Linked DNA regions of Mus musculus: region 2 is linked to region 1. The links are chromatin loops, found by intact Hi-C in ENCODE. Cell type or tissue: heart. All regions are shown on one strand. Each heading gives the region's core, and the rest is flanking DNA. Links, peaks and the distances in the headings are about the cores only. Region 1 has its middle 57 kb from the start of Cul1. Region 2 overlaps Cul1 (cullin 1).

Evidence for each region. Hi-C counts contacts between places; a loop is a spot of excess contacts. Peaks named below come from ENCODE experiments on the same cell type or tissue, not always from the same donor. Only the 100,000 strongest peaks of a DNase experiment are listed, where the experiment ranks them.
Region 2: it touches region 1 in a loop (1.8-fold over the local background); 2 of 42 quality-filtered maps call a loop at or near these places.

What each region holds. Positions count from the first base shown.
Region 1 is chr6:47,392,095-47,403,454 of GRCm38, forward strand. No RefSeq gene overlaps it. Among named protein-coding and RNA genes, the nearest start is that of Cul1, 57 kb to the right of the region's middle. In heart, for the core only: a CTCF peak has its summit at 4,052; no DNase peak of the experiment used is centred there.
Region 2 is chr6:47,514,598-47,525,957 of GRCm38, forward strand. It overlaps Cul1 (cullin 1), which reads left to right. Exons shown (of 22, transcript NM_012042.4): 10 at 198-305; 11 at 382-488; 12 at 1,878-1,926; 13 at 2,505-2,636; 14 at 3,568-3,685; 15 at 4,539-4,615; 16 at 5,051-5,182; 17 at 6,196-6,288; 18 at 8,481-8,528; 19 at 8,607-8,689; 20 at 9,102-9,207; 21 at 9,920-10,033; 22 at 10,957-11,360. The coding sequence ends at 11,037. Among named protein-coding and RNA genes, the nearest start is that of Cul1, 66 kb to the left of the region's middle. In heart, for the core only: no CTCF peak of the experiment used is centred there; no DNase peak of the experiment used is centred there.

The sequences.
Region 1 (11,360 bases), core at 2,879-5,378:
TGCTAGCAAGTGCATTCCTTCACTGGCATTAGAGCCTATTTCTTTGGGAATCTAGCATGAACCAGCTGAGGGTTTTGTGGTTGAAAAACTTCTGGATTCTTGGATTTTCTGTTCACAGGCAGCCATTGCTGGGTTTACTGGATCATAGCCTTGTAAGCCTTTCATTCATATATATATATACATACATAGAGAGAGAGAGAGAGAGAGAGAGAGAGAGAGAGAGAGAGATTCATTCTATTAAGTTGTTTCTCTAGAGAACCCTGACTAATAGAGTAGCTAAGAAGCATATGAAGTAGGTGTGGCTATATCCACACAGACATTCTGCAACACTCAGGACCTCTTCTGCAACAGGTACCTATTAATTTAAAGAAATAGGAATTTGAAAATATTAGCAAAGCGACCAAGAGCAGCTAATACAAGATAGAAACCCAGTCATGCACCAATAGATACTATAACTACACTCTCCAAGAGAAAGAGCAGCAAGAAATACACTTGCTAAAGAATGCCATCACTGTTGTTTACAAGCAAATTCCATGTGATTATAACCACATAAGCTAAACAAAGTGGGTCTGTAGAGTTGGCTCGCCAGTTAAGAATATTGGCTGCTCTTAGCCGGGCATGGTGGCGCACGCCTTTAATTCCAGCACTCGGGAAGCAGAGGCAGGTGGATTTCTGAGTTCGAGGCCAGCCTGGTCTACAAAGTGAGCTCCAGGACAGCCAGGGCTATACAGAGAAACCCTGTCTCGAAAAAACAAAAAACAAACAAACAAAAAAAAAAAAAACAAAGAATATTGGCTGCTCTTGCAGAGGACCCTGGTTCAGTTTCCAGCATCCACAAGGTGACTTAAAACCATCTGCAACTCTAGTTCCAAGGAATCCAATGCCCTCTTCTGTCTTCCATAGGCACCAGGCACTCACATGGCACACATGAAGGCAAAACACCCATTCACATAAAATAAAATTTAAAAGTTACAAGAGTTAATTAAATACAGGCTATGTTCTTACAGAATTCACAAGGAAAAAGAGAAGTAATTCTGGTTCACTGTGATATGGACACCGGATAGCAAACCCATAATGTATAAAAATACAATGGTGGAAAACCTTCAAAGGAGTTGAAATCTAGGCCAAGAACCAAGGCCCTGAATATCCCCACCTGCAAAGAGTAAAAGCAATAGTATGGTTCTAAAACAATACTAAGGCACAAACGACTGATTTACCACTAGGTGCCTTCAAAACACGGCTCTAAAGAGTTCACACATATATGCTTTACATCAAAGTAGTTGGGGGAGCTTTTTAATCACTTGTGGAGGTACTGAGATTGAATCTAGACTCTCACACCACTGAGCCACATACCAAGCTTCTTTACTCTGACAAACCAGTTCCTAAGGCCTAAGCACAACATGATAATTTCAGGAACAACCTCCCCTCTGATAGCAGTCTCTGTCTTAGTGTCCTTTCATGTTGTCATGATAAAATACCCTGAGAAAAGCAAGTTAAGGTTTATTTTAGCTGACAGTTCAAGGTACAGTCCATCATGGTGAAGAAGTCACAGTAGCAGGGTCTTGACGATCTGGCCCCATGGCATGCATAGTTAGAATGACAAATGAATGCACCTGCTCAGTTCCCTCAGTGTCTCTAGGAAGCATTCTTATACACAAATCTAAGGGGTTTTACCTACCAAAGTACAGTTTTGGACCACAAAGCAGAACCAAAGGATGCACTTCATAGCAAAGATGCTGTATCAGTGGTTGCATGCCATCTTGTCAAAAAGCTGTTTCCAAGCTGGGTGTGGTGGCACACGCCTTTAATCCCAGCACTCGGGAGGCAGAGGCAGGTGAATTTCTGAATTCGAGGCCAGCCTGGTCTACAAAGTGAGTTCCAGGACAGCCAGGGCTATACAGAGAAACCCTGTCTCGAAAAAAAAACAAAAAACAAAAACAAAAAACAAACAAACAAAGCTGTTTCCTTGAGGAGCAATAGAAGTCTGTTAAGGGTGTGGCTGAGATCTCCATGGGCCTCACCATGGGGAATCATCATCTATGCAGTAAAATACTCCAAACATAAGCCATTGTATCACTGTATTCTCATTAGATGGAATTCATGGTTCTAGGGTTGAAGGGATGGAAATAGGAGTAATCTACTTGCTGTCACCTCCAGTCACACAGCAGGGAAGTGTGTGCTTCCTTCTCCACAAATATCAATGTACAGTTCCTATTTCAGAGGTGGAAGCACCTTCTAGCTAAAGACACAGCTAGAGGGTCTCCCTGAAGCTCTACGCCATAGCTGCCTCCAGTGACTCTCACTAAGAGACCAGCAGATAAGGAAAGCAGTGAACTTCATTGTAAGGGAAAACTGTCTTTAACTATCAGTAGGAAGTAAGTAGGTAGGTCTGGTGCTAAATATATGTGGCCTATGTCTGGCAGTCAGAAAACACACTAGTATACCCCAATACTCCCATGCCATTTTCTAAATGAATGGACATGGACTAAGATCAAAGTATCTAGAAGCTTGTATTTTTCAGGTGAGTGGGGAATCAAATTACTGAATTAGTGAAGCCTCACAGGTCAACAGGAATGCTAACCAAGGGGAAGAAATCCAGCATGAATAGTACAGAAGGAAGGAGACTCCCAGAAGTAACCTTAAGATCAGTTACAAATACCACCAACCCGAATCCTGCAAACTTCCTCGGAGAACTAGTTGGAGTTGAGCAGCTCAAAGAACAGACTATAGCAGATACTGTGGCATTCAGGACGAATATAGCTGCCTCCAGCTACTGAAAAGGCAGAGGGCTTCCACTCCTACTCCTCTATGGAAATTGCTGCCAGTCAGAGGAAACTACCATCTTTAAAACCTAAGAGCCTATCATTTCAATAAACTAAAAGAGCCCCCTTTCAACTATATTTCTGAATGGACTTCTCAAAATTGTCAAGGAGGTGAGGACACTAACATGAGTGGGTTTGTTGGGAGGAGTGGTTACTATACACACAGGCTTGAATGGAAACCCCACATGGGTAGTTGCTGTTAGCTTTTCCATTTTATTTTATTTTATTTTATTTTTGAGATTAAAAAATTATAGGTGTAGCTGTTTTGCTTGCGTGAATATTTTCACACCGCCACATATGTTCAGTGCCCTGAACAACTAGTAGAGGGCATTGGATCAACCAGAAACTGGAGTTACAGACTATTGTATGCTGCCATATGCAAACTGAGTCTCAGCCCCTGTCCTCTGGAAGATCAGTGAGTGCTCTTAATGGCTGAGCCATCTCTTTAGTCACTTGTTAACTTTTTAATCCACTTCCACAACTCACTCCATCTTGGTCTCAACCCAAGACATTTGCCTAGCTTCCCCTTTCTCTCCTCACAAGATTTACAGGTTTGACTTTGATCTAAATTATTGAGTCTTGAATCTCACCATTGCTGCAGCTGGCAAGTTTGGGATCTGCTTTCTTGCTGTGTCTACCAAAGCCTTTCTTCTAAGGAGTTAAACATTAAATGTAGTGTAGGGTCTTCCCTCCCTCAATGGCAGAGGAGTTTTGGATGACAGATTTAAGAGGTGCATACCATCCAGCTGTGGCAGGGTCTCTCTTCAAAGCATCTGTGTGGCTCAGCTTCCACAGGTGCATGCCTCGTGGTCTTAAAGTCACAGCAACTCACACTCCAGAGTCTAATTAGAGCTGACAGTCTCAGAATGGCTTAACAGCTTATTCAACTCAAGAGAGCCAATCTACTCACATAGCATAGGGAACTAAACACTCCAACCTCAGAGAGGCAGTCATTTAAAAGCTAGAGCCCAAACCATCTTTGGAGTCTGTTACAATTCCCTTATCTTTGAGTTAAATAACTTAATTAGCTAGAATCCAATAAGCATAATTGGTATAGTAGAGACACAAAATAATCACTTATATGATTGCTTAGATCCTGAGTGGAAAGCCTAACTCTGCTCCTTTTGAACTACAATTAATTCGTTGTGAAATATGAGTGCATTGTGAATACATCAAAACACGTTAGAGATGGCAAGATAAATGGTACAGTTGCAATTAGGTATGCCAGGGGGCGCTATGGGACCAGGTTCTGGTTGGCTTTTAAGTTTTGGTTCTGGACAACATTTTGAATGGTGTTGGCTCAGATGTGTTCTCACTTCTTGGACCTAACGCTCTTATCATTACTCTCCTTCTGGATCCCATTGGAAAGAGAAGGTGGTATCCATAAAGTCCTTATTAAAAGCATAGACATCCTTGAGCAACAAGAGGCCTCTTGAGATTTCTTCTTCTTATCTTAAAAGACGTGAGAAGCATTGCACACACATAAAGTGGAGACCGAAAATAATATGGAGTGATTTCACACTGTAAATGTTATCAGCAGCAGGGGATAAGCCTAGGCCATGTGGGAAGTCTGATCATGAGACCATGAGGAGAGAACCAGAGCCATGGTGGAACTGGCCCACTCTAGGAAGATGCCAGCACTGTGTGGCTGGCCAAACAACTGGACAGAAGTTCATTTGTTCATTTCTCTTTCTGTTTTGCCCTCTCCGTTTCCATCCTAAGGTCACCATCTCCTGCCCTCCTCGTCTCTTAGTTTCCTGGCAGATTTGTGTCTTCTCAAAGAAGGGCATGGGTCACAGAATGTCACAGAATAATAGAACAAAAAGGGAACTCCGGAGGGATGTCTTCCAACCCACTGGGTGCCGGTGCCATGACTGAGGAACACAGTAGCTTGCCTCACATCTGGAATGTCATCCCAGAACCAAGGACTTCTCATTCTGCCTCTCACAAGGAGTGTTGGAGAGTGAGACAATGCTAAGAAAACCTCATGCCCTGCCAGAAGAGAACAGACATAAATAGCTCACAAAAGAAAGACAAGGGAGGGAAGAAAACGGAGAAAAAGGGAGAAAATAACAAGACACAGGAGGGGGAAGACTATGTGAGCTGTGGTGATGCCACCATCCTATGAGCCTCTGCTTACAAAGCCTCTTTGATTCTCCTCATTCACCCCAGAGAAATGGAAACTCACCCACAGAAGACACAGACAATTATGTCCAGAAAAACTTTCTGCATAGTATTTAAAAGTTGGGAGGCATGAGGGCCTTTTGAGAGTGTGGTGACATTCAAGGACTTGATGAGAACTCGAGTCACAGGCATGGGGTTTCTGTTAGAATTAGTTGGAAAAATATAGTTAAGATCACTTACATTTTATTGTCTCTAAATTTTAACCCGGGGGGGCGGGGCTCCAGTGTTTAGAGCCTAAGCAATTTGCTTCAGTAGGTATACAAAATATAAATATAGAAGACAGAGAGACAAATGATACGGAATTAAACAAGGATTGGAAACTCCTCCCTATCCAGTCTAGGCGGTGAGCACATCAGTGTTCTCTGTAATATTCTCTCAACTTTTATGTATGATTGAAATTTTTCATTAAAAGTCATTTAAGAAAAAGTCACTAAAGGGCATGGCATATAGAAAGATTAAAATGCTATACAGGAGAATATGTAACTAGAATAGCCCCTTAAAGGGCATGTAGGGAGTCATCTGGGGCAGGGAGGGGTGGGACATCAGAAGGTCACATGTCTCTGTGCTGGGTTTGGTTGCACACTGACCTTACTGTAAGTCTTTTACAAACACACAAGCATTTTTCCAGAAGAAATGTCAGCCAGCGAGTCCAGCCCTCCAAAGTGCTTCCTCCCATTTTTTTTTTTGTACTGTTTCCTTCCTTCATTTTCTCCTTTCTCATACATAACAATTTGGGATTAGTTCAATGTTGACGTTTTTAGTCAATTGTCATATTCATTGCATCACAGATTTCTTCAAATGACACTCAAGACACATCAGCTTCTGCTCCAGTTGAATACTCAGTTTTTAGGCTAGTGTAGGATTAATTCAGTGTGCAGATGGCAACCCAAGAGGACCAGTGTGGAATTTTGACAGCAGAATTCCTTTGTGGTTTAGAGCCCTAAGCACAAGGCTTTCAGTGCTAAAACTGAGATGAATCAGAGCCTTAATCCTGTACCATAACTGTAAGAAAATACTAGAAGCAGAATACTTTATCAAGAGAAATTTATCTGGGCTTTTTGTTTTGTTTGGGGGTGTTTTAGGTTGGTTGTTATTGTTGTTTTTAGATTTACTTTTTTATGCATATGAGTGTTTTGCCTTCATGAACGTCTGTGTATCACATGCCTGCCTGCTAGCCAAAGAGACAGAATAGTGCATCAGATCTCCTGGAACTGAAGTTACAAAATAGCCCACATGTGAGTGCTGGTAATCAAACCTGGGTCCTCCTCAAGAGCAACAAGGGCTCTCTTAACAACTGAACCAACTCTCTATCCCAGAAAATAAAAGATCATTATAGCTCATAATTCTGAAAATGAAGGTTGAATAAGGCTACATATGGCAATGGCTTTCTTCTGGCAGAGATGTACATAACATCTCATTGGCAAGACATGGGAAGACCACAAATGTGTCCTATGGTCTTTCTCCCTCTTCTTACAAAGCTACCAGATTCAATCATAGCATCTCCTCCCTGGTGACATATCTAATCAATTACCCCCAAGAAGCCCCATCTCTAAACACCATAGTTGCATTAAGTTTCTGCCCTCTTAATACCTTACTACAGGGATTAAACCTCAACACAAAGACCCTCGGGATTCACACTCCAAGCACACAAACCACAGCTGTCAGTCACCTTGATACCACGCCTGGCATCTCATATTTGCAAGAGTCCAAGGGAATCATTTAAACACATTTCATGTTTCATTTAACATAACATTTTATATATAAATAGATAGTATTTAAATTAAATTCTTGTCATTAAAAAAAAAAGTCACCAGGGATTGGAGAGATTGCTCAGTGGTTAAGAGCATTTGCTCTTCTTTCAGAGGACCCAGGTTCAGCTCCCAGCAACCATATAGTGGCTCATAGCCAGCCACAACTCCAGTACCCAGGAACTCAACGTCCTTTACTAGACTCCATAGGCACCAGGCACACACATAGTATAGATATATGTGTGCAGACAAAACACTTGCACATGTAGAATAAAAACAAATGAAACTTTTTTTTTCATAGATTAAGGTACCTTAAGGGACATGGCTTCCTCTGAGCCAAGTGTAAAATGCATTGTTTCTTCTTGACATACTCATACAACTGGCTATGCATACTCTAAATAGCCGCAGTTATATGGATGACAGACTTCATTGTAAACAAGTGACAGAGCTCACAGAAAATCCCTATTTAAAACACAGCCCCACCATCTGATGAAGAAAATTCACCAGCTCCGCTCTAACAGTGGTCACTTTCTGAGGATGGATCATTACAATGCTGACTATAAGCAATACTTGGAAATATTGCATCTCCAGGTCCAATGAGGATGCTTGAGGCACAACCCGATGACCATAGTTCAATCTCCTGAACCCAGGTTGTAGAAGGAGATAACCAGTTCAGTAAGTTGTCCTCTGACCTCCTCATGTGTCATGAGGCAATGGTACTTGTGGGCATGCAAGTGTTATGTGTGCAAGCATACATATAAATAAATAAAATTTAAAGATATAATAAAAATTTTAATATGAGGCGGGAAATAAATATTTAGAAGTTAGTAGGTATTGTTGTATTCTCCCTAAGCCTGTGCAACATGGACAGTTTCTTTCCAGTCTGAGTGCAAAGAAAGACCTGTGTATACAGGGTGAGACACTCCTGGAATGTCTGCCATGCCTAAGATGCTCACCCAGTCTGGCTCCTGGAACAGCAGGACATGAGGGAAAGGAGAGCTGTGTAGCATCTCTAGTCATCTCTAGAGATTCACCCAGCATGGTATCTCTCCACAAGTCCTCTTCAAGTCATGCCAGATGTAGCTACTTTCTCCTCTGCTCTCCAGGTGGTGTTTTTCCACGACATTACTGCAAGCATAGCTGTTTACCTGTTATTCTCTACATTGAACTGTGTATCCACAAATGCATAACAGTTGGGAGACAGTTGATCATCAGATTCTGTTGATCTTTCTCTCTGATTGCTCAATTCTAAATTTGACATATTGCTCTTGCTAAATTCACACGCAATAAGGTCTGGGTCTGACAGCATTGTATTGCACATAGAAGGTGTCTTCGTTAGGGTTACTATTACTGTGATGAAACACCATGACCAAAAGCAACTTGGGAAGGAAGAGATTTATTTGGCTTAAACTACAGTACTTAAACTGTTCATCATTGAAGGGAATCAGGACAGGAACTCAGGGAAGGAACCTGGAGGTAGGAGCTGGTGCAAAGACTGTGGAGGGGTTAATAAGCTTACTGGCTTATTCCTCTTGGCTTGCCCAGCCTGCTTTTTTATAGCAGCCAGGACCATTAGCCCTCTCCCGTTAGTCACTAGTTAAGAAAATGCCCTACAAGATGCCCACAGCCCAATCTTGTAGAGACAGTTTCTTAACTGAGTTTCCCTCCTCTTATATGACTCAACCTTATGTCAAATTGACATAAAACTAGCCGGCACAATAGAATAAAAGTAGTTGGTTGAATGAGATGCTGTGGTATGGGCCACACGCGCAAAGCTGGCAATACCTTGTTTCCAGTTCTATACTATTTTAATCCAGATTCATAGTATTTCTCATTCTGAAAAAGACTGAATGGCAATTGCTAGAGTTTTCCAAATCTATATAAAAGGTTATGTGAAACTAAAATGCAAGGTACAGATGGTTAAAAAGCATCCTTTGCCAACACACTGGAGCTGCCCTGATTTTCAGGCCTGTGACAGTTGGAACCCCCTAAAGCAGATATAATAATTGGATGCTAGCATGGGGCCCTGCAGGGATCATAGCTGTTTGTGCTTTCAAAGCAAAGACAAACATGAGTATAAATAGAAGCATAGGATTCACGAGCAGCCCCAAAGTTACAAACAACAGCTGCTGGGCATTGTAGCTCAATTGATAGAGTGCTTGTCTAGGATAGGAGAAAGTCCTGAGTTCAATCCCTGGCACTGCATAAAGCAGGTGTGGTAACACACAACTGTAATCTCAATGATTTGGGGCTTGGGGCAAAGAGGACAAGAAGTTCAAGTCATCCTCAGTTACCTGATACATCCAACCTAGCCTACATGAATCCTTGTCTAAAAAAGAGAAGAAAAGAAAAAAGCCCCAAGTATCTCCTGCTTATACCAATGCAAGCCACAGTCCTTTTCCTGAAAACCTTCCTTATCCTACAACCAGAGCTGACTAGCTAGCTTAGGGAGGGGCACATGAGTCTGCTTTGCCTAACAATGTGTGTGTGTGTGTGTGTGTGTGTGTGTCTGATATAATATTTTTTAGCTCTTTGAGAATTTCACTCATACACATGGTATATGTTGATCATATTCATTCCCGCGCTTCCCCTTCCCAAATCTACCCATCTTCCTACTCCCTCCCAATTTCCTAGTCTTTATTGGTGGTGGTGTTTATAACTCACTGAATGCAAACTGTCCATATACTCGAGAGTATGGAGCTACCCTAAGAAACAACCCACCAGGGCCACACTCTAAAAAAAGAAAAACAAACAAACAAACAAACAAAGACCCGCCTCTTTGTCCCTCAGCTGTCAGCAGCTCCTTAGGTAAGGGTGAGCGTTCACGAGCTGCTCCTCCATGCTGGGCTGTGTGCTGGCTCGCTCATGTTCAGGCAGCCACAGTTGTTATGCCTTCTCCAGTGTCATGATTTGGCCATGTCCAGAAGACATTTGCTAAAGCAAGTACAAGAAAGGACACGTGATGAAAGATTCCTTGCTACAACACACACATATTGCTCCACCTTACAATGTGTAGTTGAGCTGCATTTGTCTGGATGCCATGGAGACAAATGTACCAAAAAAACTTCTGGTGGTGCGCTGCAGTTTCTTGCTACTTCCAAGGACCTGGGCTAATTAGATGCACAAAGCAAGACTCATGCTGTCTCCACTACGTTCTGTCACCACTGTTGCTAACCTGACTCTACCAAACTGGATGGCTGCTATATCCATGAGGTATTTGTGAGTGGCTCAAGCTGCCACTGCCTGCTAACCTGTGAACTGAACTGCTGATTTCCAGACAACATAGAGGAGAGTTGCTCCAAAGAACCTTTCTAAACAGGTCCATTTCCCCTGAATCCTTTTTTTCCCACTACCTCTGGTGGGTGGTCGGTTACAGGAAGGTTAAATCATTTAAGAACCATCATTAAAAATAGGATTTGAAAAAAATTAAAGTTACAACCCTGATAGACACTGTTAGACTGAAGAGCTTACTGCCACAGCTGCCTGCATGTGCTGATAGAGAGAGAACAGGGTGTAAGAGTGCCCAGCAGGTAGTGCTGACCACGATAGGCATGACCAGAAAGATGCCCCCCTAATGCTTTTAGATAATGTAAGTCCCTAGAATTAAGAATGACCCCTGAAGTGATGGGGAGCCCTAGTGAGTTTACTTCAATTTGGTAAAACGTAGGGCCCAAAACAGACATTAAGTTACTAAAGGAACTAGAAAAAGTTCTCTCTCTCATTCATATTCATTCTCTCTCTCTCAATGTATTATGTGTGTGCATGTATAACAGTCTCTTAAGAGTTTATTATAAACCAGCTAAAAGAGACTAGGTACAGCCTTTAGGGAAACAGGCAAGGGGCTGAAGATGACCAAGATGAGTCTCAGGCCTTGGAGGGCCACTCCCCAGGGAGGGGAACCTGAAAGGAAAACCAGACAATCCAGTGAAACACCACAAAAAGCATAAGAAACAGCCAGGTCTGTGGTAACTCAGCCTTGGGAAATAGGGCCTAGGCCTCTGTGGATCTACTACCATAATGCTGTGCAAGGACCAAAGCTGATCTCACATCTCTGCAGGAGGAGGTTGCATCCTAGACCCATGGGAGGCTTCCATTCCAGGAGGTGGGTCCATCATACCTAGAGGAAGACTCTCACAACCAGGTGGGTACTGAATTCAGACTCATGCAATACTGGCTGTGATTGCAGCTGGCTGCAGCAACTGCAACAGTGCCTTGTGGGACCATGAAAGGTAGCCTGGTTCCCAGTTGAGTGAGCTAAGGCTAGAAGTCTCGGAGACCATGATGGGACAATAGGAGCTTTGCCTATTCCCAAGTACCAGGCCCCTGTCACTAGCCATAGCCCCCCATAGATTTGTTGCCATCAATCTCATAAGGGCAATGCCCCAAGTCCCCCCACTCCCCACAATAGGTAGGAAAGGACATAACCTGTGCTTATGTAGGCTCAAGACAGACCTCCATTTTAATGAGATACGTAAAGGCCTGGAGGGCTTACCCAGTAAGCTTTCCTTCCCAGACATTCCTCCCTGAAAAAGGTATTTAATATCAGGCCCACCCTGAAAATTGGGGCATGGTTTTACACATCCACTTTCCACCATGACAATAAATG
Region 2 (11,360 bases), core at 8,861-11,360, 130 kb after region 1:
AGGAATTTAATTTTTAATTTGAAGAATTATTTTGTTTTACATGGAAACATAATGTCCTGTGTGTTTTAGTGATGGAACCAAAAGTATTTCTGATCATATTAACTTCTTTGAAGATGTAGTTAAAACTTGTAGAACGTTTTACAGCAGCATGAAATGTGTGTTTTTAATTGTTTGTTTTGGCTTTCCCTCTACCTAAGGACCCCAAGATGTATGTGCAGACAGTGCTGGATGTTCATAAAAAATACAATGCCCTGGTGATGTCAGCATTCAACAACGATGCTGGCTTCGTAGCTGCTCTTGATAAGGTAAGTATGTCACTGAGATGCCTATTGAGTATGTAGGTACAGGACACCTTTAACTAACTGTCTTTTATATACACAGGCTTGTGGTCGCTTCATAAACAACAATGCGGTTACCAAAATGGCCCAGTCATCCAGTAAATCCCCTGAGCTGCTTGCTCGGTACTGTGACTCCTTGCTGAAGAAAAGGTACTGACCTGGTATTATATTTTCCTAGGACCCTATTTAAACTTGAGTTTAATACAAGGGGTCAGTAGTTGCATTACATTTACTTGTATTGCACTACATTGTTGAAACCTGCATCAACTCCCACTGGCTTTCTGAACAGTCGGAGAAAACTGAATACTACAATATGGATTATGTGTTGGTCTACATTTGACAGAGCTGTTGTGTAGCTCAGGCTAGCCTCAAAACTCCCAGCAGTCCTCCTACCCACAGCTTTCCACATACTGGGTATATAGAGCACACCACCAAATTCAGCCATGTGACTATTTTAAAGTTTTGTTCTTATTTGGTCATTTGTTGGTGCTACATACACTTCATTTTCAAGTCACCATCTACTCACCTGACATTTTCCTAATCTTCTTAGCTGTATTCAGAGCTAGAAGCAAGCTGTATAATTAGGCTTGGCTGCCTCCTCTTCGTTATGTTCCCTTAGCTTCTCTCCCCGTCACAGTTTCATTCCTGCAATGTTCAAGGTTTGCCTCTGTCCCACAAACCACATCACCAAATGCTATGAAGGGGGCATAGGTCCCCAAATTTTACTGATTCTGATGTCAATATATTTTATAAAGCTCTCTAAGGCTAAGAAAATACCCACAATGTAAACAATGACAGTTTAACTCTCAGAGCCTGAGCAATGGATCAGCTGTTAAAGACACTTGCTGTTCCTGTAGAGGACCTGGGTTTACTTCCTAGTATCCAATTGGGCAGCTCACAAACATCTGTAATTCCAGTTCCAGGGAATCTGATGCCTTCTATTGGCCTGCATAGGTTCCTGTGTGTATATGTGGTGCTCATACAGACAAGCAGGCATACACACATACACATAAACCCTTTTTATTTTTTAAGTTAACAAGTCATCATCAGTGAGCTGGAAAATAATTGTACAAAAGGTAGGCCATGCAGCATCTTCAGACTGTGGGCGTAGATCAGTAGCAAAACCGAAACAGCTCACTATTGGGAGAATTGTGTTACCTGCTTTGTACGTGGTGGGGAAACATTGGGTAAGGTCACTTGCTATCTCAGATTGTAGGGAGCAATTGTAAGAATGCAGCTCACTTACTGATATTTAAATGGGTTGTCTTGAAGGGAAACTTCATAATATTATAATTAACTTCTGTCAGTTTTCATCTTAGATATCCTAGTGGCTATTTTGTAATCTCTTCCATGATGGGGTACAATGTGAGGCTGCCAGATTGCCTTAGGAGAGGAAAGTGACCTCCCCTAGCTCACCAGCTGATCTGAGAACTCATTATTAAATACTTGAAGCCACGTGGGATACTGCTAGTTTGGCAGAGTGGTATGTGTGCATGTCTGCTTGCTTGTTTGTAAACACCTTGCCCTTTTAAATTTCAGTTCCAAGAACCCAGAAGAGGCAGAACTAGAAGACACCCTCAATCAAGTGGTAAGGTGTTTCATGGCCACACCCATTGCCCTTTGTAAGGCTCTTTTTATATTGGGCCTGAAATATGCAAAGTCATAAGTATTTTGATTTCGAATTTATGGTTTTACTCCTAAATTTTACTTTTAATGTTGGTACTTCGCTTCTTTTTTGTTTTAAATTTTCAAAGATTATTTTATTGTATGCATATGAGTGTTTTGCCTGTGTACATGTATGTATATGTACTACATGTGTGCTTGTGCCTGAGGAAGTCAGAAGGGTGTTCTATCTCCTGGAACTAGAGATGGTTGTGAGCCACCATGTGCTAGGAATGGAACTCAGGTCCTCTGCAAGAACAGCAAGTACCCTAATCCTCTGAGCCATTTCTCCAGCCTTAGTACTTTGCTTCTTGCTACTAAGTCTAGTCCAGTCAACTGGGATTTAAGGAATGGATGGCGCTATTTATTGTGAACATTTCAGGGTGAGTTTGTGCCAGGTTAGAACATAGGCCCACCCAAAACCAAGCAGCTCCTGGAGGTAGCTAGAGACAAATGGGCTTGTGAGTTAGTTTCACTAAGGTGTTCTTTCCCTGGCTTTGCCAGATGGTGGTCTTCAAGTACATCGAGGACAAAGATGTATTTCAGAAGTTCTATGCAAAGATGCTTGCCAAGAGACTGGTACATCAAAACAGTGCGAGTGACGATGCTGAAGCAAGCATGATCTCCAAGTTAAAGGTACTATTCTTTTCCTGGAGAATCCCAATTTCCTCAGGGTTTATTGACTTGGTTCGTGCAGTGTGAGACCTGCTTTCCAGCCAGGCCTCCGGTGCTTTCCTTCCTCTGCCACCCTGTTTAGGGTTCTTCTGTTCCATGTAGCCCTTCCTTGGCCAGGCTCTGCTCACCTTTGCCACATCCTCACCTGCTTCCCACACATCCAGCCTTGTTGGCTCTGTGTGAATGCTTAGTGGTTTTCTTAGCTCAGACTGCCAAAACAAAATACCATGGGCCAGGAAACTTAGGCAAAGAAATGAACTCTCCATTCTGGGGACTCAGAAGTCTTAAAAATCTAGATCTTGTTTTTGAAGCAGGCTCTCCTGGCTCTCAGTCAACCACTGTTTGGCCCATTACTCACAGGGTAACATCCTCTTAAAGAGGCACCCTACACTCATGAACGCACAAGGACTCATCTTCAGATACCTCCACACCAGAGGTTTAAACTTCAGCAGGCACATTCTAAAAAAAGACAGTTTAGTGGTAGAATAAGGGACTAGCAGATTATTTGGGCTATTGGAAGGGTTTGGCTTGAGGGTCATTGACAGCCCAGGCTAGCCTCTTCCTGCTGAGTACGGTGCTTTCAGATGTGCAACATTCCACCTGTTTCTAAATTATTTCCTATCGTAATCTCTTTAAATTGCAGCTTTAAATGCTGCAATATGTTTACTGCATATTGAAGACCCAATTGTCCAACTTTTAATGGTCTTTTAGAACATAAAACTTTAATCTGTATATATTTATGCCATAAGATATGACTAAATCTTAGTAATAGCTTCAAAGAACTTAAGAAAAAATATATTGTATTGTGATTTCTCTAAAAATCCCTTATATGCATTGCATACATTCATGTTTCTATACAAATTAATGAGACAGTTGCCTGGGTTTATTTCAGCAAGCTTGTGGTTTTGAGTACACTTCCAAACTTCAGCGAATGTTTCAAGACATTGGTGTAAGCAAAGATCTGAATGAACAGTTCAAAAAACACCTGACGAATTCAGAACCGCTGGACTGTGAGTACTGAGTGCTCATAGCAGGGCTCTTTGGGCTCTTGGTAGCAGATGAGAGAAGTGACATAATACGGAGTGAGGGTGGTAAATGGGGTCAGAGTTTCCAAGACTTAGAAGCAGGCGTTTCCTTCCAAGTGCTCTCTCCTCCTCCTGACACCCAGATGGGATGGTGGCAGCTTTGCTGAGTGAGACCAGTCAGGTCTGCCTCGCTCTGTGCTGATCCATGGGCTTGTTGTGCCTTTGAACCTGAGTTTGAATACATTTCTTTCTTCTCTCTCTTACTTGTTTTTGAAGAAAGTTGGAGAATTTTATTCTTCCCAAATCAAAATTGCTGTCATCATTAAGCTTGTATTGCTAATGGACATCTACGTTATCTGTGAAAATGAAAGTGTCCTAATTAATAGGTTCCAGAAGTCTCTACTGTCGGTCTTGACAGTAGTACATGGTACACAAGTTGTGGTGGAGGTAGTGCTTTGCTCTTGTGCTTTCCATTTTCTTGTATTTGGGTCTGTTAAATCAATCATTCCTGGTCACCATCCATTGCTTGTGCATGCTGAACTTCATATCCAGAAGGGGAAAAAATAAAATTGATCAAGGCAGATCAGCTTAGAAACTCTATATTGACAGTAAAGTGGAAAACCATTGCCCTGGAGGACAACAGTTGCTAGGTTCTTCAACCTTTGGTTTGAAGTTTTGATCTAGGACATCTCACTGTGTATGTGTAGCCTACTAGACTTGTAATGAATTTTTAAATCTTTTGACTATTTCTTGTGTGTGTGTGTGTGTGTGTGTGTGTGTGTGTGTAACAATAGAATTTTAAAATTTGTAGAGTAATTAAATGTGTTCCTTCCCACAGTGGACTTCAGTATTCAGGTCCTGAGTTCTGGATCGTGGCCCTTTCAGCAGTCTTGCACGTTTGCCTTGCCGTCAGAGGTAAGGATAGTTTTGGTTTTGTTTCTTGGTCTCTTTCAGCTGGCAAGAGGGAAAAGGGCTGCCTGACCTTAGTGTGCTGACCGAAGTGCTGTGTAAGCAGTCAGTGCACTGTTTGTGGGGAATGTGAAATGGGCCTGTGTTAAATAGCGAAAGGCTCTCTGTTGCAGCAAACAGTGTTGACTTATTCCCGACAAGCAGAGTCTCACTGGTTACATGGTAAACTCTTGATGTACCTACTGGGCATGAGGTAGAAACCTGCTTTGGTACTCACTCTGCAGTCTTAAAGTGTTCACGAGACGGTCCCCGGCATTTGTAGTTCACTTCTCTGTAAGCACTGATTTTGTTCTCAGAACTTGGGGCAGGGACTTTTATTTAGAAATGCTGACTGTAGAATGGAAAGCCATGGATGCCGCATAGTGCTGTTCTTTCATCTAGTTGGAGCGCAGTTATCAGCGATTTACAGCTTTCTACGCCAGCCGTCACAGTGGCAGAAAATTGACATGGTTGTATCAACTGTCCAAAGGGGAACTAGTCACTAACTGCTTCAAAAACAGATACACTTTGCAGGTAAAATCTTTTTATTTGGGTAAAATATTTGAGTACTAATTGATGATAAGACAACTTATAGAAACCCAATTAGATAGCTCATGCAGTGGGATGCAGTTCATTCTCTGACAAAGCCATGTAGGGAGTAAAGCATGCTTGTCATGGGCAGGTGAGCTGAACTCATTTTCTCTGACTATAGATGCAAGTCACTTCCTTACTCTGAGCCTCAGGTTTCTCCTCCACTGAGTTAGCAGTGTTTGCTTACACCATAGAAGTGATCTTTGATAGGTTTGGTAGGTTTGCATGACATGCTGGGGTGACAAATTTAAAAGATGACATTTCACTCTCTAGTTCCAGTCAGAGCTCTCTGCAGCCTCACAGTGATAAGACTCCCTAGCACGTCTAGCAGTGTGCAGTGCCTAGTAATAACAGCTATGGGCTGATTGCATTTCTACAAAAGCTGGGGTCCAGTTAACTGTGGTTCAAAGTCTAGGTTCCTTCTACTCTCACTTCTGTACTCAGTGTGTTTCACAAGTAAAACTTACTTCATTCCTTGAAAAGGTCTCAGTAGTGAGCTGGTAATGGTAATTAAACTGTAGAGTATGTGACGAAAACTACTCACTAGTTTAACCTTTGTACTTCCACATTGATAAGTTAATTAAGTAACCATTATACCTGGTGTGGAGGTCTCTGGCAACTTAAACATACACATAATGTATAAATGGTATGCATCCCCAAAATAATTTTTGTTCTACTATGCATAAAAATTAAACTTATAATTAATGTCTCTATACCTGGTGTATGTTTATATTATAGGTATGCTCATATATTTATGCTTATATAGGGTACATTTCAGGAGAAAAATGAGTCTTTTCAGTGTTTGAAAGGTATCTTTAAGAAAAATGTCCATTCCCCTGGTTGTGACATTTTGTATTCCCTCTCCTTTTTTGCCTCTGAAGAATGCTTTTCATGAAAGCAGGTTGTACCTTTCCCATGTTTTCACATTTCCTCTTTCTTTCCTCTGGACCACGAAGGCGTCCACATTTCAGATGGCAATCCTGCTTCAGTATAACACAGAAGACGCCTATACTGTGCAGCAGTTGACTGACAGCACTCAGATTAAAATGGTATTTCCACTGTTTGGTACTCACGCTATACTCTCAAGCTGCCTCTTCTTTGTTCATTGGGATGTTGTGGAAAGGGGGAGAGGACATGGGTTTCTTTGGCTTACTAGATGTTAGCAGCATGGAGAAAAAAGTAAAAGCAGTAAACTCTGACCAAGGCACCAGAAGACCAGGCCAGATAGATCCACAGAGAGCATTTCACTGGGGTGTCTGACACCTTGGATGCCAACAGGACCACTGAGTTCTCATGGTTGAGTCAGAGAAGTTTATATAATGGGCAAGGTTCACTTGAGCCAAAAGTTAACCTGACTAGTCTCAAACTTGTGTGAGGAGCATCCAGCACATTCCTGGTACTGGTGGTACTAAGGTCTAGGGTGTAAAGCTCCATGTGCCACTATCACGACTTTATAACTTTATAGTATTTAAGCAAATTGTTTTGGAGAAAACATGGGTTCTCAGGCAGGCATGGTGGCCAGCACCTGTGATGGTGGTGGCCAGTTCCAGCTGTGTCCTTATAAACCTTTATGCCAGTTTCATAAGGGTGTTAAGAAATGCTCTCTTTTGTCAGCATTATAAGGACAGTGTGAGATGCTCTATTTTTTTTAAGGGTTTCTCTGTGTAGCCCTGGCTATCCAGGAACTCTCTTTGTAATCCATGCTGGCTATGAACTCAGAGAGATCTGCCTGACTCTACCTCCCATGTGCTAGGCTTAATGGTGTGTGCTACCACCACTGTCCCTTGAAATGCTGTTTTAAACCCAGTCAGTCACTGTCTGTCTCTGTCTCTATCTCTGTGTGTGTGTGTGTGTGTGTGTGTGTGTGTGTGTGTGTGTGTGTGTGTGTAGATATATGTACTTGTTTGTATTCACGTGTTGGAGACTAGAAGTAGATGTCACTGTGGTGCACATGTCATTCTTTCTTTGAAGCAGCGTCTGTCAGTGAATCTGGAGCTTATCCATTCAGCTAGGCTGCACAGCAGTAAGACTTGGGGATTCACTCATTTATTCCCCATAGCACTCCAGACAAGGCTGAGCTTTCACGTGAGTGCTGGGAAGCAGATAAAAGATTTTTTAACTTTCCTCATTCACTTTATTTTTTGTTTGGTTGGGATTTTCTGTTGCTGTTGTTGAAATAGTCACCTGTACTCTAGGATGACCTCAGATTCACTGAGTAGGTAGAGAATGCCTTAAACTAACTTACTGTCCTGTCTTTGTACATACATCTGTGTATCTGTGATAGATTACTGGCATGCTCCACACCCGTTTTTATGCAGTGCAGGAGATTGAATCCAGGGCCTTGGGCATGCTAGCCAAGTACTCCACCAGTTAAGAAGTGGTCCCTGCCCCCATTTAATTTTTTAGTTGACATGTGTACTTACTGATGGGTACACTGCTGTACATGCATTTTTTTTTTTTAAATTTCAATGAAACCTACTTTTTTTTTTTTTTTTTTGCTGGCTGGTTGGAAGGGTTGACAGGTCTGCCTCTCTAGTCTCTGCTTGGCCTTCTCCTCGATGCCACACCAATCTTTCTACTTCTTTGTATTACTAGAATTACCTTATGGGTCTTTAGCTGCCCTCCTCCAGACCCCAGTGCATAGCTGTCACTTCTCTGACAGCATGGGAGCCTTGGTTAAGAGTGCAGGTGAGAAAGTTAAGTCCCCATGCCATGAGGCTTGATGGTTCTGGAAATCACCAGAGCAGCTAATAACTACAGAGGTCATATGATGCACTGAATTGCCAACTAAAGCCAAGTTGGCAGCAAGTCAGCTGCCTCCAAGTCTCAGCATGTTCATGAATGCAGTGCAACTTTGGTTCTGCTGAAGCTCCTTACTGCTTCGTTCGCATGTTCAGGGGTGTAGTTTACTGGTAGAACACTTGCCTGGCACACAAAGCCTTGGGTTTGATCCACAGCACCACATAAATGTCTTATGAACCTTCAGACATCGAAGAAGTGAATCATTTCCTGTAGGTTTCATTGAAGAAGCAGGCCATATATTGTGTCCAGTGTTTGTGGGAAACTGCATTATTATTGCCTTTGAATAGTGGGTGCTTCAGGCCATAAAGAACAAGCCATGTCACTTTCTCTGACTAGTTCTGCTTTGAGGTGATGACCATTTCTGTGAGGCTGGGCCTCTGGGACAGGCACTGTAAAGAAGTATTCTTCCTCCTTGCTTACCATCTTTCTCTGATTGCAGGACATTTTGGCACAAGTCCTACAGATTTTACTGAAGTCGAAATTGCTGGTATGTTTGTATACTTTGTGTTGAGCTAGAAGACACCCTTTCCCTAGGATGTGCCTAGTAACAGTTATTTTCTTCTAGGTCTTAGAAGATGAAAATGCCAATGTTGATGAGGTGGAATTGAAGCCAGACACCTTAATAAAGTTATATCTTGGTTATAAAAAGTAAGAAAAATCTAACATGTAGCTGCTGGTCTTATCCCCTGGCACTGGCCTACTTCAGGATCGGCACGAGCCAGGGGAACTGGACTCTGCTTTTAATGCTGAGTTTGATTTTCTTTATCTTGAAAATAAGTCTTGAGTGGCTCATATGGCATGTTTAGACCTTTATATCAAGTTATTTTGGTGTTATTACAATTCACTAAATTGAGGGGTCAAGTGTCACTTCAGTCATCCCTCTGTGGTAAAATTACATAGCATTGGTGGAGGGGCAGTTCGCAGGTAGCAGTAGAAATGATGAGAAATGATATAGAAGAGATGGGTGTGAACCACCTGCCCAGTCCAGGGATGCAAAACGTGTAGTTGAAAGACAGGAAGCAGACTTTTCAATGACCTGTTTCCTCTGTTATCTTGACAGTAAGAAATTGAGGGTTAATATCAATGTACCAATGAAAACTGAACAGAAGCAGGAACAAGAAACTACACACAAAAATATAGAGGAAGACCGCAAACTACTGATTCAGGTGACTGAACCATGTCTGCACTGTACACTTAGGGAAACGTGCTGGCCTTGTATGTGCTCAAACGCTGCCAGAATGACAGTTCGGTGATGGCCAAAGATGACAATGCCTGAAGCCAGCACTTGGTGTCTGAGGGATGAAGTATTTTATGTTCCAAACAAAAGTAGTCTAATCTTCTTGCCTAAGTATTGGGAAGCAGGTAATATGTGGCAGATTAAAGAAACAGGAGATTGGGGGGAAGGGGACCTTCTATTCCTTTAGAGATCCATTTTTTCTTTATTCTTTAGTGCTTTATAGTTGGCCAAAATTAGCCCCTCCAAAATATTTAAGATTTACATTTAGTGTATATGCATGTTTTGTCTATATGTAGTCACATATAGATAGGGTTCATGTATGCTACTGGTGTCCCCAGAGGCCAGGAAAGGATGCTGCATCTCTTTGGTTGTGAGCTACTCCATAGGTCCTGGGAACTGAAACCAGGTCCTCTGGAAGACCTCAGTGCTCTTAAACCACTGCACCATCAATCTAGCCCCTTAGACAAAACATTTTAATGGATAAAGCTGATGGATAGAGCTGATTGCTTGTACCCTCCCTGACCTGTAGGATAGTTGTTACCCTAGCATGGAAGTTGAGTATGAGGTGGTACAGGCTGCCTTGAACTTTCATGCTCAGCTGTTAAACCTCTAAGCATGTGTTTTTCTTGTTGATTGCATAGGCGGCCATCGTGAGAATCATGAAAATGAGGAAGGTCCTGAAACACCAGCAGTTACTTGGTGAAGTCCTCACTCAGCTCTCCTCCAGGTTCAAACCTCGGGTCCCGGTGATCAAGGTACAGGAATTACAGAGCATGGTTAGGAAACTTGTAGCAGAAGGATTAATGGCTGTTTCATGAAAATGGGAACTGGCTTACTCATTCATACAAAAAACTTCAACAAAGGAAAGTCAGCTAACTTCATTCTTGAAGTAAATATAAGAGGCATATGTGTCATAAATATACTTTTATAATTGATATTCTGATGAGGAGTACGTCACAGGCATCCAAGAAGTCACATGTTCCTCCCCTATCCTATGTTTCTCTGGCAATGAGCTAGCTGTCCTGCAGCCTTGGCTGATTTTGCCTGGTGGGAAGTGGTGTACAGTGTTCTCTATTGAGAACCCACCTGGCAGTATGAGGGGACTCATTGGGGCTGCATTGTTGGGAAATACTTGTCCATTTCTGCTTCCGAGCAGGAACATACTCCCCTGTATCTAGGGGACTAATGATCTCATTTGCCAAGTTTTCTGATGGCAATAACTCAGCAGACCTTTCCTTTTCTGAAACGACTTGGGTAAGCCACAGCCATTGGAGAACCCAGGGATGGCGATGCATGGTGAGTCCTCAGTGGTCAGGAGCTATTAGCACCATGCTAGCATGTTCTTCAAGTTCTGACTCACCCATCCTGTGCTCCTGACCTGTGACAGCAGAGTCCTGCCCAGAAGCAGCCAGGCTTTGTTAAAAAGGGAGATTGTGGCCTAGATGTGCTAGAGCCCTTGCCTTCTTAATGCACAGGGCAGTTTGGAGTGGGTGGGGGTGCAGTCACCCACAGGTGTTGCTGAAGGTTCAGGTGGGTTCAGGACAATAGACAGGTTGAATTTGCTTCCTGCTGAGCTCAGTGGAGGGTAACTGTGGTGAGGGTGACAGACCTCTTTCCTGATGGTTATTTTCATTTCTCTCCCCCTTTAACTCCCTCTTCTTCCTAAAACAATGCCCAGAAATGCATTGATATTCTCATCGAAAAAGAATATTTGGAGCGAGTCGATGGTGAGAAGGACACCTACAGTTACTTGGCTTAACCCATCTAGCAGGGTCTGCATGACCCACAAGCAGATAGTTCCAGTGAATAAAATGGAAACAACTCAAGTTCATAGCAGCCAGCCTGCCGCCATTTGGACCTTCATTTTTAAAGCTGAGACCACAGTTCCCACCAGCTGGTTTCAGGCTACAGCAGGACTGCTCAGGACTGACTGACACATTTCAGTCTGTAAACAGACGCCAATGCCATTTACCCTAACTCACAGACAGAGGGGAACCGAACCTTCCATGCTGAGGCTGCATGCTACCGCACTTAAATCAATACATTGGCTCCCTGGTTAACAGCTGTCGTCTGAGGCAGCAC